Regions from separate parts of the Homo sapiens genome. Here region 2 is linked to region 1. A link is a loop called in an ENCODE intact Hi-C map of the cell type or tissue named here. Cell type or tissue: endothelial cell of umbilical vein. All regions are shown on one strand. Each heading gives the region's core, and the rest is flanking DNA. Links, peaks and the distances in the headings are about the cores only.

Region 1 (8,096 bases), core at 2,239-6,238:
CCAGCACTTTGGGAGGCAGAGACGGGCAGATCACCTAAGGTCAGGAGTTCGAGACCACCCTGACCAATATGGAGAAACTCTGTCTCTACTAAAAATACAAAATTAGCTGGGTGTGGTGGCACATGCCTGTAATCCCAGTCACTCGGGAAGCTGAAGCAGGAGAATCTCTTGAACCAGGGAGGCGGAGGTTGTGGTGAGTCCAGATCGCGCCATTGCACTCCAGCCTGGCAGCAACGAGAGCAAAACTCCGTCTCAAAAAAAAGAAAGTGCAATGTCATTGTAGGGAGACACCTCAAGTGAGTTTCCAACTCTGTCCTCACTAGTGGGGTCACATTGAGCAAGTGCTTAACTTCTCAAAGCATCTGTTTCCTTCTCAGAAAAATGCAGAAAATTGCCATTTACCTCAATGGCTCTCAACCCACACTAAGCATCAGAATTACTGGTGGTGGGAGAAGGAATTAGAATGTTGGGTGCAGGCATCTGTGGTTTTAAGAGCTGCCCAGGTGATTCTAATGGGCAACCAGGGGCCTTTCTCAAGGAGATAATTAAATCAGATAAATTAAGAAAACATACTCTGAGACCTGTAAAGCTCTCTGTATGGTAAATTACTTTCATTATTCAACACCAGAGAAAGGCCAGAAGTTGAACCTCAGTTCCTGCCCTCGCAGAGGCAAGATGGCGCTGGAGGCCTGCTGCTGAGTCTCTCACCTCCCAGAAGCCATTCCCAGCTCCACAGCCTGCCTCCCACACGAACACCCGCCTCTTCTGCATGCGGACACAGCCTTGACATCCACGCCTTTTCACATATGGGCAGGTAGGACATTAACACTAAATAGTGCTTTATATAAAACACACAAAAAGACATATCCACAGCACAAGGCTGGAGCAGAAAGCCTTCAGGACCGAGACACATCTTCGTGTCCTACTAAAAACCTTCCCCTCAGTATGTCCTAGGGTGTGGGTGTCCCAGGGTTTCTCAGTGGAAGGTCACTCTCAGGCTCTCGCGGTTGTTAGGGGAATTGCCTCTGGACATCTATCTTGTCGTGTTTGCTTGGGGGCGACATGTGGGGGTGAAGGACCTCAGGCTGCCTCAACAGAGTGAATCCTGGGCTCTAGAAAAGCCCCCGCCCCACAACATTTCTCTCACTTGCTAGAGAATTCTAGAGTGCATAACTTATTTTATTTTTCTGTTCCTTGATAATGAATAAGAGGCAAATGATTCATGCCGAGTTAAAACATAAGGAGGTATAAATAATAGCAGATCCTTTCTTGAACATGCAGGGACTGAGTGGGAGTGGAAATGGGGACCTTGGAGCAGGAATTGAAGGATATGAAGAGGAAGGTGGGGAGCTTCCAGGGAGCAAACCATGAAGGGAGGCTGGGCGCGGTGGCTCACACCTGTAATCCCAGCACTTTGGGAGGCCAGGGTGGGCGGATCACTTGAGATCAGGCATTCAGGACCAGCCTGGCCAACATGGTGAAACCCTGTCTCTACTAAAAATGCAAAAATTAGCTAGGTGTGGTGGCAGCCACCTATAATCCCAGCTACTCAGGAGGCTGAGGCAGGAGAACCACTTGAACCCAGGAGGTGGAGGCTGCGATGAGCTGAGATCATGCCACTGCACTCCAACCTGGGCAACAGAGTGAGACTCCATCTCAAGAACAACAATAACAAAATATGGACCGAGCGCCATGGCTCACGCTTATTATCCCAGCACTTTGGAAGGGCGAGGCAGGTGGATCACTTGAGGTCAGGAGTTCAAGACCAGCCTGGTCAACATGGTGAAACCCCCTCTCTACTAAAAATAGAAAAATTAGCCAGGCGTGGTGGCACACGCCTGTAGTCCCAGTTACTCAGGAGCCTGAGGCAGGCAAATCGCTTGAACCCAGGAGGCAGAGGTTATAGTAAGCCAAGATCGTGCCACCGCACTCTAGCCAACAGAGTGAGACTCTGTCTCAAAAAAAAAAAAAAAATCACCCAGGAAGGGAGACAAGAGGCACCAAGAAAGTCCCTTATGGTGTCACAATTTGCTTGTGTTATCAAGAAAAGTCTCAGGTAGCTTTTGAAGGCTCCTCCTCTCTGCTGTAAATCTTTATATGATAACTTCTTTTGACCAGCAGTTCATAGCCACTGTTGTGAGGAAGGTCCACGTGATTTGTCACTAATAAAAGTTACCTGTACAAAGCTTATGAGTGATTCATTTAAAGATTATTTACAACCGGTTCAAAATATGCCTCCTTGAGTGAGATGGTAAAGGATGAGATGGACTGGTCATGGTGACTCACACCTGTAATCCCAGCACTTTGGGAGCCCAAGGCAGAGGATTGCTTGAAGCCAGGAGTTCAAGACCAGCCTAGGCAACATTCTGAGACCTCATCTCTATGTTCCCAGCAACTCTGGAGGCTGAGGTGGGAGGATCACTTGAGCCCAGGAGGCGGAGGCTTCAGTGAGCCATGTTCGTGCTACTGAACTTGAGCCTGGGCAATAGAGGGAGACCTTGTCCCAAAACAAAAACAAAACACAACAAAAAAAAGATTGAGATGACAGCTCTGGCGCTGGGGCTGGGGCTGGAACTATGCAAACCCCGGAGCCTATTTTGAATCCCAGAAGTCTTTACCTCTGCACTCCTTAGTCTCCTTTTCATAATAGGTTCCTGCTGGACACTCCTCCAAGCACAGTCCATCATAGAGGACCCAGGAACTCTCAAGACAGAGCTCGCAGTCGTCGGCTTTGGGGCCACTGCACTCCAGACAGTCTTTATGGCAGGGGACACAGTGGCGCGAGTCTGCATAGAAGCCACGGGGACAGGACTGGTGGCACATATCATCGTGCAGGAAGAACTCAGGCGTGCACTCTGGGAAAAGGAGGAAGCAGCAAGTTATCCCCGGGGGGTAGGAGAAAGGAATTCATTGTCTGCAGTAGGCTAGCTCCTCCCTCAGCACTTTGGTTGATTTGACCTGAGAGTATGCTTGCCCTTTACCCACCCTGCCAGGGCATAGACTTGATGTCTAACAAGCCCTGCCTTGGGACAAGGAGGCCACACATGGTGACCGTATTAGATGGTGCTGGACTTACACAATGAAATGGTCTGCCCTTTGGAGGTGCAGTGCAAAAATTTGCAATGCTGCAAAAGACAGGGATGGCTGAGAGGCTGGCGGTATTGTTTGAAAAACCCGAAGAGCATTAACAGATTTAAAAAATTGTATTGAGAACCTCACACTGTTTTCAACACAGAAAGCAGTTTAGGAATGGTTGGATTAGTTAACTTTTCATTCATTGATCAGGTACAACAATGAATACAGGATTGATCAGTGTGAAGAATACATTGCGGGTTTATTTTTTTTGTGTTCATTTTCTTACTTTGGGGGGAATCCTGGGAAACACTTGAGGTCACACCAAGAGAATACTTTGGATAGGACAGCACCAGTTAAATGAGTCTGTCTTATTCTGGAGAGAAAATTGAACAGCTTTTTGGGGGAGATAATTCCTGAGGGAAAAAAACAACAAAATTCATTCACAGCCAGAGTGGTCATCTCAGTCATAGTTGCCCGAACTTTTCTTTCCTATCCTTTTTAACAACTGCAGTTTTCTAGCTACCTCTGTGTTTTGTGGCTTACTATCAGTCTGTAAGATTTTGTGTTCCAAAAGATGGGAACAGCTGGGCGTGGTGCCTCACGCTTGTAATCCCAGCACTTTGGGAGGCTGAGGACGGTGGATCACCTGAGGTCAGGAGTTTGAGACCAGCCTGACCAACATGGAGAAACCTCGTCTCTACTAAAAATGTTAAAATTAGCCCGGCGTGGTGGAGCGTGCCTGTAATCCCAGCTACTCTGGAGGCTGAGGCAGGAGAATCGCTTAAACATGGGAGGCAGAAGTTGCAGTGAGCTGAGATTGAGCCATTGCACTCCAGCCTGGGCAACAAGAGTGAAACTCCATCTCAAGGAAAAAAAAAAGATGAGAACATTGGGTTCTTCTCTGTACCTCTAGCACCTAGGATAGCACTTGCACATCTGCTGTGTGTGTACATATGGGGGTGAGTGTAAGAGATCATGCAAAAAGGGGCTCTTGCTTGTCTTAACTTGCAGCATCCATAATGAAAAGGGTGTATCTCACCCTCAGTTTCTCTGATGACAGGCACAGAGACATACCTTTCAGGAATGGTAGGGAGACTGGTTCCCACAGCTCTTTGCCATCCACCCTCAGATAATCGGCCCCCAACTGGTGGCTCAGCAGAGCCTTGCTCTCCTGTGGGAAGCTCCTAGGTACCTTTGCATGTTTTCTCATGGATGCAGTCCTGACACATCTCTGGGCAATGCTTGCATACCCCCTTCACAGCCACGTGCCTCTCGGGGCAGTTTTCCTGGCACACTCCGTGGTGCAGGACGTGGCCTCCTTCACAAGAATGGCAGTTGGTGGCGTTTCCTTCACATGTTCTGCAAGGAGAGCTACAGCGTTCACATATGCCGTCTTCTGCATAAGAGCCCCTGTGGAAGGAAGACAGAGTGCAACTGGAGAAGCTGACCTGCTGGAGAAGTGACTCATTCCTGGGGAAAAGGAATTAGGTCTAAAAACAAAAGGGCTGCTGCTGTCGTCAGCTGAGAGGCATCCATGGGATTTATAAGGAAGTGAAAAGAACATTCAGAAAAATGGAAGGAAAAGGACAAGCATTATTCTTGTGAAAGGAAAATAAATCTTGGGACCCCAGTATTACTAAGCCAAAGGGAAAAATCAAGCTGGGAACTGCTTAGGGTAAACCTGCCTCCCACGCTATTCCTTAAAAAGATAGCTAACTGGCCGGGTGTGGTGGCTCACGCTTGTAATCCCAGCACTTTGGGAGGCCGAGGTGGGCAGGTCATCAGGTCAGGAGATCGAGACCATTCTGGCCAACATGGTGAAACACTGTCTCTACTAAAAAATACAAAAATTAGCTGGGTGTGGTGGTGCACGCCTATAGTCTCAGCTACTCGGGAGGCTGAGACAGGAGAATCACTTGAACTCGGGAGGCAGAGGCTGCAGTGAGCCGAGATCATGCCACTGCACTCCAACCTGGTGACAGAGTGAGACTCTGTCTTAAAAAAAAAAAAACAAAACCAAAAACCAGATAGTTACTAAGATTTTAAAAAGCTACAATGGGTTGGGTAGGGTGGCTCATGCCTGTAATCCCAGCACTCTGGGAGGCTGAGGTGGGTGGATCACCTGAGATCAGGAGTTTGAGACTGGCTTGGCCAGCATGGCAAAACCCAGTCTCTACTAAAAATATAAAAATTAGCCAGGTGTGATGGCTTGCGCCTGTAGTCCCAGCTACTCGGGAGGCTGAGACAGGAGAATTGCTTGAACCAGGAAGGCAGAGGTTGAGGTGAGCCAAGATTGTGCCACTCCACTGCACTCCAGCCTAGATAACAGAGCGAGATTCTGTCTCAAAAAAAAAAAAAAAAAAAAAGCTACAATGTACTTTTTTTTTTTCTTTTTTTTTTTTTGAGACAGAGTCTTGCTGTGTCACCCAGGCTGGAGTGCATGGCACGATCTTGGCTCACCACAACCTCTGCCTCCCAGGTTCAAGCGATTCTCCTGCCTCAGCCTCCTGAGTAGCTGGGACTAGAGGTGCGTGCCACCATGCCTGGCTAATTGTTTTTGTATTTTTTTAGTAGATACGGGGTTTCACCGTGTTAGCCAGGATGGTCTGTAGGGTCCAGCCTACGGTGCTTATTAGCAGGTGTTCTCCCCGTGTGTGGAGACGAGAGATTGTAATAAATTAAGACACAAGACAAAGAGATAAAGAGAAAACAGCTGGGCTCGGGGGACCACTACCATCAAGATGCGGAAACCGGTAGTGGCCCCGAATGGCTGGGCACGCCGATATTTATCGCATACAAGACAAGTGGGCAGGGTAAGGAGAGTGAACCTTCTAAGTGATTGACAAGGTGAAGCAAGTCGCGTGATTACAGGATAGGGGGCCCTTCCCTTTTAGGTAGCCGAAGCAGAGAAAGAAGGCAGTGTACGTCAGCGTTTTCTTCTCTGCACTTATAAGAAAGATCAAAGACTTTAAGACTTTCACTATTTCTTCTACCGCTATCTACTATGAAGTTCAAAGAGGAACCAGGAGTGCAGGAGGAGCATGAAAGTGGACAAGGAGTGTGACCACCGAAGCACAGCACCACAGGGAGGGGTTTAGGCCTCCGGATGACTGCGGGCAGGTCTGGATAGTATCCAGCTTCCCACAAGAAGCTGGTGGAGCAGAGTGTTCCCTGACTCCCTCAAGAAAAGGAGACTCCCTTTCGCGGTCTGCTAAGTAACGGGTGCCTTCCCAGACACTGGCGTTACCGCTCGACCAAGGAGCCCTCAAGCGGCCCTTATGTGGGCGTGACAGAGGGCTCACCTCTTGCCTTCTAGGTCACTTCTCACAATGTCCCTTCAGCACCTGACCCTATACCTGCCGGTTATTCCTAGGTTATATTAGTAATGCAACAAAGAGTAATATTAAAAGCTAATGATTAATAATGATTGATAATTGTCCATGATCATCTCTATATCTAATTTGTATTATGACTATTCTTATTCTAACTATTTTCTTTATTATACTGAAACAGTTTGTGCCTTCAGTCTCTTGCCTCGGCACCTAGGTAATCCTCCGCCCACAATGGTCTTGATCTCTTGACCTCGTGATCCGCCCACCTTGGCCTCCTAAAGTGCTGGGATTACAGGCGTGAGCCACCGCGCCCGGCCTACAATGTACATCTTACATATATTGATTGATGTCTCATGTCTCCCTAAAAAGTATAAAACTAAGCTGTGCCCTGGCCACCTTGGGCACATGTCATCAGGAACTCCTGAGGCTGTCATGGGCATGTGTCCTCAACTGTGGCAAAATAAACTTCCTAAATTGACTGAGACCTGCCTCAGATATTTGGGGTTCATATTCTTGTGAATTTGATTGGTTTGAGAACAATTGTTGTTAATTTGTGTATAGTTTAGTCATCTTCTCTTTTCCCTATGTGACCCAAGTTTTATTATTTTTTTCTTTTTGTTAGAGCCTAACTTTAAAGTGGAAAATATTTTTTATTCAATTAATAAATTTTAAAAACATTTAATAAACAATAAAAATTTCCAAAAGACTCAAAAGGGTTAATGCCCTGTAAGATTGGAACCACTGGATGCTGTCAACCAACCTCTGATGACTTTTTTCAAATGCATACATATGAACATTTGCACACAGCACTAAACATATTTTGAGTACCAGCGTGTTTGTGCAAATCACCTTCTTCCAGGCGGAATCTTATGTCTGTGTATATAGAACCCCAGTGATTAAACTATCCCATTGTAGAAATCACTCACTGGTGGGGGAACACAGTAAAATATACAACCCCAATCCTCTCAAATATATTTGGGAGATGAGGGATGGATAGATGAGGTTTCTTTTTTTTCTTTTTTCTTTTTTTTTTATACTTTAAATTCTGCGGTACATGTGCAGAATGTGCAGGTTTGTTACATAGGTATACATGTGCCATGGTGGTTTGCTGCACCCATCAACTCATCATCTATCTACATTAGGTATTTCTCCTAATGCTCTCCCTCCCCTTGCCCCCTACCCTCCGACAGGCCCTGGTGTGTGATGTTCCCCTCCCTGTGTCCATGTGTTCTCATTGTTCAACTCCCACTTATGAGTGAGAACATGCAGTGTTTGATTTTCTGTTCCTGTGTTAGTTTGCTGAGAATGAAGGTTTCCAGCTTCGTCCATGTCCCTGCAAAAGACATGAACTTAGATGAGGTTTCTTTGGTGGGAAAAGCTGAATGGAAGAGCTGGAACTCGCGGAAGAGGAAGAACCATAAGCCGGCTTAGAGAAAATGGACTTCTGATGTCATAGGTACCTATTCCAATTGCTTTCTATCATGATCCATTAGTGAGTTAGCGCCATAATATTGCTGTGCCACAAACCATCCCAACCCAAAACTCAGTGGCTTAAAACAACAATCATTTACTCTCACTCATGTGTGTGGGGAAGCAGATCTAGGCTGGGCTTGGCAGGCTTGACTCCAGGCTACACACTGGGTCCATGCCTTCACATTCCTCTATTTTCCCTGGCTACCGGGACTACCA
Region 2 (7,303 bases), core at 2,436-6,435, 400 kb before region 1:
TTTTCCTGTCAAAATTATCAGACTTTATTATTGCTGAATGTTTTAAATATTACAATGGAATTTTGGTTGCATAAATCATAATCCCTTCAAGTTAGAACATTTGTGTACATACCTCAGCATTTTTCTTATATCTCGATTTTAAAAAATAGCCCTCATTCTAGAAATAAATCCATGCAGACTGTAAATGTCAAACTGTACTCTTAAATTTCAGTAACTCAGCAGTCCAGGCTGGCCACTGTGCTTGCAAGGTAGTTAGGAATTGTCACACTGTGTTTGTAAGACTCACTGTTCCCAAAAATGCAGCCGTACACACTGGTGTTTTAATCTTGGTAATTATTTTTATCTGCAAGCATTTTACTACAAGTGACATATACTCACTTGATTTTTCCATTTCCTGCAAAAACAAACAAACAAACAAAAAAACCCAGAAATAACAAATCTGGGAATTGCTTGTTCCTGACATTAGAAAGTAATTTATTCTTAATAAAAGTCTTACTCAATATATTTCATCTGTAATTTGTGAGGAAGACAACACTATAATAGGTATAGTCCAGAATGCTTGACCTATGTGGGAAGTATTAGCACCAGGAGTAAAATTCACTGAAGGTCATTTGGCCCTTGGAGGTGAAACGGTGGAAATGATGAAAAAGACTATTCATTGTGATTTAGCTGAAGGAAAAATCACTATACATTTTTTTAATGCTTTAAAAGCTGTTGTTTGCATAGTGGCAGACAGAAGCTCATTCACTGAGTCTAACTTGGAATTAAGGATAGAAAATTTGATAATGAGATAAACACTGACCTATCAGTAGGTTTTATACCTTACATCTTTTAGACGGAGTCTCGCTCTGTTGCCCAGGCTGGAGTGCAGTGGTGCGATCTCGGCTCACTGCAAGCTCCGCCTCCTGGGTTTATGCCCTTCTCCTGCCTCAGCCTCTCCGAGTAGCTGGGACTACACGCGCCGGTCACCACGCCTGGCTAATTTTTTGTATTTTTAGTGGAGATGGGGTTTCACCGTGGTCTCGATCTCCTGATCTTGTGATCCGCCCGCCTCAGCCTCCCAAACCTTACATCATTTTTATATGAGTTTACTTCATATTTAACTTTGTGCAACTTCCTCCATCATCTCACATCTAAGAATTTTACATGTAAATCACTTAAATGACTTAAAGATGTGTGTGATTATTATTTGAAAGTTCACATATATTATGGAGAACATAAGGCAAAAATTGTCATAACCAGTCCCCACAGACAGAATCTTGCAAAAGTACTTTCTATGAATCAGATTTAATCCCATAAATCCTGAGAATAACCTAAAAAATAATAATAAAAAAACAGGAAAGGAAAGAGGCTTAATATTTATTGTCTACTATATGTCAGGCACTTGACCAGTCTTTTATATATGCTTTTAGTTCTCACAACAGTCCTATGAGGTGAGGGTTTACAGATGAGGAAACTAAGGCTCATGAAAATGAAGTAACTGATTTGAGTCACCCAGCTAGTGAGTGTCACAGCGAGGGTTAACCTCATGTTTGGCTGACTCGTAGGTCTTTACTACCTTGGCATGAGCTCCCTAAAATAATGGAGAGACACAATAAGGTTTCAGAATAGCAATTTGGCTAAATTATGACAACTTTAATAAATATCAGTGAATCTTAATGTCCATTGTATATTAGAATTCAATACGTATTATTTGAATACGTCTAGAAATGACATTCTACTTTTATGTGGTTATAAAAATTATCTTCCAGTTAACACTGTATCATGAGTGTTTTCCTGTGTCATTAAGTATTCTTTGATAGCATAACTTTTAATAGCAGTTTAACAATCCTTTGTGTGACCATTCTATGATTTACTTAACCATTGCTCTAGTGTTGGACATTTAGATTGTTTGTAAGTTTTAGTTATTAAAGTAATAATCCAGTTAACAGCTTTGTCCACAAATCTTTGTGTACATATATGATTATTTCGTTAGGATATATTTCTAGGCTGGACATGGTGGCTTATGCCTCTAATCCCAGCACTTTGAGAGGCCAAGGTGGGAGGATCATTTGAAGTCAGGAGTTCAGGACCAGCCTGGGCAACATAGTGAGACCCTGTCTCTACAAAAAATAAAAAAATTAGCTGGGCATGGTGGTGCACGCCTGTATTCCCGGCTACTAGGGAGGCTGAGTGGGAGAACAGCTTGAGCCTAGGAGGTTGAGTCTGCAGTGACTCATGATCATACCATTGCACTCCAGCCTGGGTGACAGAGTAAGACCCCAACTCTGAAAAAAAAAAGGAACATATATTTTTTTAATCTTTTTTTTCTTTTAGAGAGGAGCTCTCACTATGTTGCCCAGGCTGGTCTCAAACTCCTAAGTTAAGTGATTCTTCTGCCCTGGCCTCCCAAAGTGCTAGGATTACAGATGTGAGCCACCATGCTCGGCCTAAAAAAAAGAATATATTTCTAAAAAAAAGTTTGATAGTGCCCATTTGGAAATATTTACCAATAATAAGAAAAGAAGAAAATTTGTGTTATTAAAGGATTTCTTTGATTAATGAGTTCAGATCTATTTATTATCCATTTGAATTCCAGTTGTGAATTGTCTTTTATGTTTTGTAACAGTTTTTCCATTGGTATATATCCTTTTTTCATTGATTTATATTAACTCTTATTCTTGAGGACATTAAACCTTTTCCTCCTAGCTAAAAAAAAAAGTAATAATAATAATTGCATTGGGAAACTTTCAGTAGGCTTTAAGCAGGAGAGTGTCATTATTCAATTTATATTTTTAAAAGCTGCCTCTTGGGGAAGGGGTGGAAAAAAAATAAAATAAAGCTGCCCCTTGATGCTATGTGGAGACTACATTACTGAGAGACCAGCTGTGATGCTGCTGCTAAAGTTCTGGCAAGAGATGATGGTGGCTGTGGCTAGGACAGCAATGGAGATGAAGAGATATTAGAGACGTGTTTAGACTACAGATATATTTTAAAGGCAATGTTAATAGGATTTGCTGGTGAATTACGTGAGAGATGAGGAAAAAAACAATCAAGGATAATTCCTAGATGTTGGGTTCGAATAACTGGGTAGACGGTGGTGCCATTTAATAGGACAGACACAACTGAGGAGGCGGTGGGCCATATTTTACTTGAGATACTTATTAAACAGCTACATGCAGATCTCATGTGCATGTAGATTCTGTCATCAGTGGCAGACAAATGGTTTTAAAGCCATGTGGCTGGGTAAGATCATCAAGGAGAAAGTGGAAAGAGAGAAGAGAAAGGGGACAGGAAACAAAGTTGGGTGTGAATATTTGGAGGCTTAATAAGGAAGAGCAACCAGCAAAGGCAACTGAAGGGCAGTCGGTGAATCCGGAGAAAAACAAGGTGTGTGGTGTCAGGAAGGTGAAGGAATTAAGTGTTTCAAAACAGAGGGAGGGTCAATCTCATGGAATACTGTAGAGAATCAAGTAGGGTAAGAAATGGAATGTTATCTTTGGATTTGGCAACCTCGGAGTGCTTGGTACTTTTGAGAAGAGAGTTTCAGTGAAATGACGGAGCCAGATCCCCCACCAGGGGGACTGAGAAGACAACAGAAGGTGAGCATGTGTGAGTGATGCAAGAAGAGGGTTTCTGTCTCTCAAGGATATCTACTGAAATGTTTACAAGACATTCTTTACATCACTTTTGTTTCACACGATGCACTGAAGCTACCAGCAGACAGCATAAAGACTGCCTTTTTCTGAGCAATGAAAAACGTAAAATAGGATATTGTGAGAATGAAAGGTTTCACTGCATCTGCACTTTCAGCTGTGAATGGAGTAATCTATGGGGCACCATCACTATCACTATCTTGGTTTTGATATTAGTTCAGGTACAGCTGTATTATTTCTGTTTTCCTCCTCTGGGTTATAATGAGCATCAACTTCTTTTAGGATTCTTGGGACCTACACCTTAGCTTTTTTGACCAGGAAATAACAAAGGCTTTTTCTCCCCACGTTTCCAGGCTTTCCCACTCATTCCCAAACTAGAAATTACTCAGACAACAAGACACGTGACCTCTAAAAATGTTTAGTCATCGACCCTTCGGAATCACGAGTGACAAAGGGCTGTGACAGGGAGCAATTGCCATTCTCCCTAACTGCTGGCATTAGTATGAGATTTTGCCAGCCAATTCCCAGTTGCAATGATTCATAAAGTAACTTCCTAAATTCCATGCAGCAGTTATAGGCTGGGGTCACAAATGCAGAAGGTGTGTGTGGCTGGTGGGGGGGGTGGTAAGTTCAACAGGAAGTGCTTTTATTGTCTAAATCCTTAGTAAATTGAATGGGAGATATATATGTATGCACGTATATAATTTTAATTTAAGTGGGGGGAACATTTTGGAGACATTTGAGCAGATTAACAAATAGTATTTGTATACATGTAACTAAAACAGTAATTTATCAGGTAGAAGGCAGATGGGGGGAATAAAATGCCAACCTGTATCTACAGTTGGGTTGTGTTGATGATGAAGTGCTGTTTATTCAGGGCCAGCCTAGCTTGTCAGCAACATAAGAGCCACCGCAGCACATGACTCCCTGCGTAGCTAGAAGACAATAATAAATTATCCCCTATGCAAACAGCACCGGCATAAAAGCAGAACAAACACGCTCTGCCTCCTGGAATCCTGAAGATTCTCACTCATTCCCTTGTTTAATTCTGTTTTAAACATGAAACTCTTGACATTATCCCAAGGCCAGTAAGATCGAATCTGGCTTGGAGAGCTGATGAGAATCTGTTTTAGGGTTATTGTAAAATGTATTTTGTTTCTCTAACTTGCCTAGGTGATTCAAATAGTTTTTTGATTTATCAGTGCTTCATTTGGTCCTGTGGAATTTGGGGTCACCCAGGGGAAAACTGAGCTAGAGCACTTGAGGGACATGATGAAAATACAGTCTCTGCAGCCATAAAAAAGGATGAGGTCATGTCCTTTGCAGGGACATGGATGAAGCTGGAAGCCACCATCCTCAACAAACTAACATGGGAACAGAAAACCAAACACTGCATATTCTCACTCATAAGTGGGAGTTGAACAATGAGAACACATGGACACAGGGAGGGGAACAGCACACACTGGGGCCTGTTGGGGGGTTGGGGGGCGAGGGGAGGGAATCTAGATGATGGGTCAATAGGTGCAGCAAACCACCATGGCACACATATACCTATGTAACAAACCTGCGCATTCTGCACATGTATCCCAGGACTTAAAACAAAATTTTAAAAATTAAATTAAATTAAAAATAAACATACCTATACCATTCTGAAAAAAAAATAAAGAAAAAGAAAATATAGTCTTGATCCAGTGCCCAACCTGCTAAATGAGAACCTGTAGCAAATCGGCCCAGAAACGCACACCCTAAGGGGACTTTTATGATGAGGTTGCCATAGGAACAAAGAGCTGGCAGTGTGAGTCAGTACAAGTCCTGTGACAGTGCTGAGAGAGTCCAAAGGACTGGTTTGTAGGAAAATATATCAACTAATAAATCCCTCTCTGGAGTAGTGCTTTTCAGATTTCAACGTGCATTCCAATTCCTAGGATTGTTGGAAAATGCAGATCCTGCTTCAATAGGTCTAGTGTTTTGCCGGAGACTCTGCATTTCCAACAAGATGCCTGGTGTTGCCAATGCTTTTGGACTTGAGTCCATCGAGGTCCTAGAGCCATCAGTTTAACACAGAAGAATTAAAACAGTTTGGAGATCAGCCGGCATTTTTGAATAGGAAACTTTCCACAAGTGTGGCTTTGAACAGTGTTGATTCTACTGATTCTTAATCTTATGCTCAGATACAAATAAAACCTGCCCCCTCTTGTTTCAGTGACCCGGCCAGGAGTGTAGTGAGAATTTTGTTATATGTAAAAATCTCTTAGAAATGTGTGTCTTCTTTCAAGGGTTTATAAATGTATTTGGAGGCCTTTATATACATAACGAAAAATACTTAGAAAGGAAAACTGTAAGGCTTATTGTGCTGAAGCCTTCAGTTACTGGAAATAAGTTGTAGTTAGTTGTAGTCTCTTTTTATTTTTTTCAGGGCTATATCTTTTTTTACAGTTCATAGTTGCTACAAGTTTAGCAATGAGGTTCTTGATTCACCCTCAATGATGGTTTGAAATAATTTTATCTGTTGAACACACATTGTATATGAGTTTTGATTATTTAAAAAATCTCCTTTTAAATATTTAATGTCTTTCTATTGTGGATGAATTAATTTTTTAAACATCTACTTAAAGATTGTTATTAGGCCATTTGGAAAATAAATAAAAAGCATGAAAGCTGACAGTACACACTTTGGAACACACACTTCCAAAAGCATATGTTCCAAACGCATATGACTTATATGATCATAAATGTCATTACAATAGATCCTTGATGTTCATCAGCATGAGAATAGATCCTGAGACCTTTGTGGATTCGTATGTGCAATTCCTTGCAACCAAAAAAGGGAAAGTGGCCCAGTAAGATGCCAGATGAGAGTGGCTGCCTTGGAGTAGACAGCAAAGCCTCCTCGAAACATGGAAGCCCGTGATGGGCGGGGCCTGCCTGCCTACCTACCCAGGGTCTTGTGTGCCCTCTTCAGAGCCTCACAGACCTTGAGATTCAACTCAGCAGAATTACAGAGTACGGGTATGATGGCTTTTTGAAGTGGCTGGTAAATAGTCTAAGCCACAAATACCCAATCCACGAGTTTCAAAGAATGACCACATAGACATTAATGTGGGTATGGGGAAATCTGCAACTCTCTGCACGGCATCGTTCACATCTTCACAGTGGCTGTCCTAGGAGATGTGTGTGGCACTTCCACTTTCTGTGGTACACATTTCTGTGTTGTTTTAGTATCTTACCCATGACAGGCATAATTCTGATTGCTATTATAATCAGAAAAAATGAACAGAATCTTTTAAATCCCTTGAGTGCACATCATGGTGTTTTTTGTTGAGTGACACAATAGACTGTCAGTTGATGAATTATGTGGTATGATCATATATGTGCTAGGATAGATATATATGTGGACTATGATAGAAGATTATGGATGATGGAGCACAGGTTGATTTTGTGTACCTGTCTCTCCAGTCATCCGACAAACATTTCTTGAACAACTAGTATATGCCAGGCATTATGTTAGGGGCTAGCATATGTTCTTCACTGTACTTCTTTAAGGAAGAGAGACACCCACACAGAGAAAGTGGCTCTCATTGTAGTTAATAAAACTCAAAGACCGGACCGGGTGCGGTCTTACGCCTGTAAGCCCAGCACTTTGCAAGGATGAAGTGGGTGGATCAGTT

Evidence for each region. Peaks named below come from ENCODE experiments on the same cell type or tissue, not always from the same donor. Only the 100,000 strongest peaks of a DNase experiment are listed, where the experiment ranks them.
Region 2: a loop joins it to region 1, with 4 times the contacts of the local background. A loop is called at or near these places in 3 of 110 quality-filtered maps.

Annotation. Positions count from the first base shown.
Region 1 is chr9:76,317,811-76,325,906 of GRCh38, reverse strand. It overlaps PCSK5 (proprotein convertase subtilisin/kexin type 5), which reads right to left. Exons shown (of 38, transcript NM_001372043.1): 31 at 4,268-4,485; 32 at 2,619-2,855. Among named protein-coding and RNA genes, the nearest start is that of RFK, 73 kb to the left of the region's middle. In endothelial cell of umbilical vein, for the core only: no CTCF peak of the experiment used is centred there; a DNase peak (open chromatin) is centred at 4,556; H3K27ac peaks cover 403 bases.
Region 2 is chr9:76,714,631-76,721,933 of GRCh38, reverse strand. The region is part of intron 6 of PRUNE2 (prune homolog 2 with BCH domain); the gene reads left to right. Among named protein-coding and RNA genes, the nearest start is that of PCA3, 46 kb to the left of the region's middle. In endothelial cell of umbilical vein, for the core only: no CTCF peak of the experiment used is centred there; a DNase peak (open chromatin) is centred at 4,173; H3K27ac peaks cover 557 bases.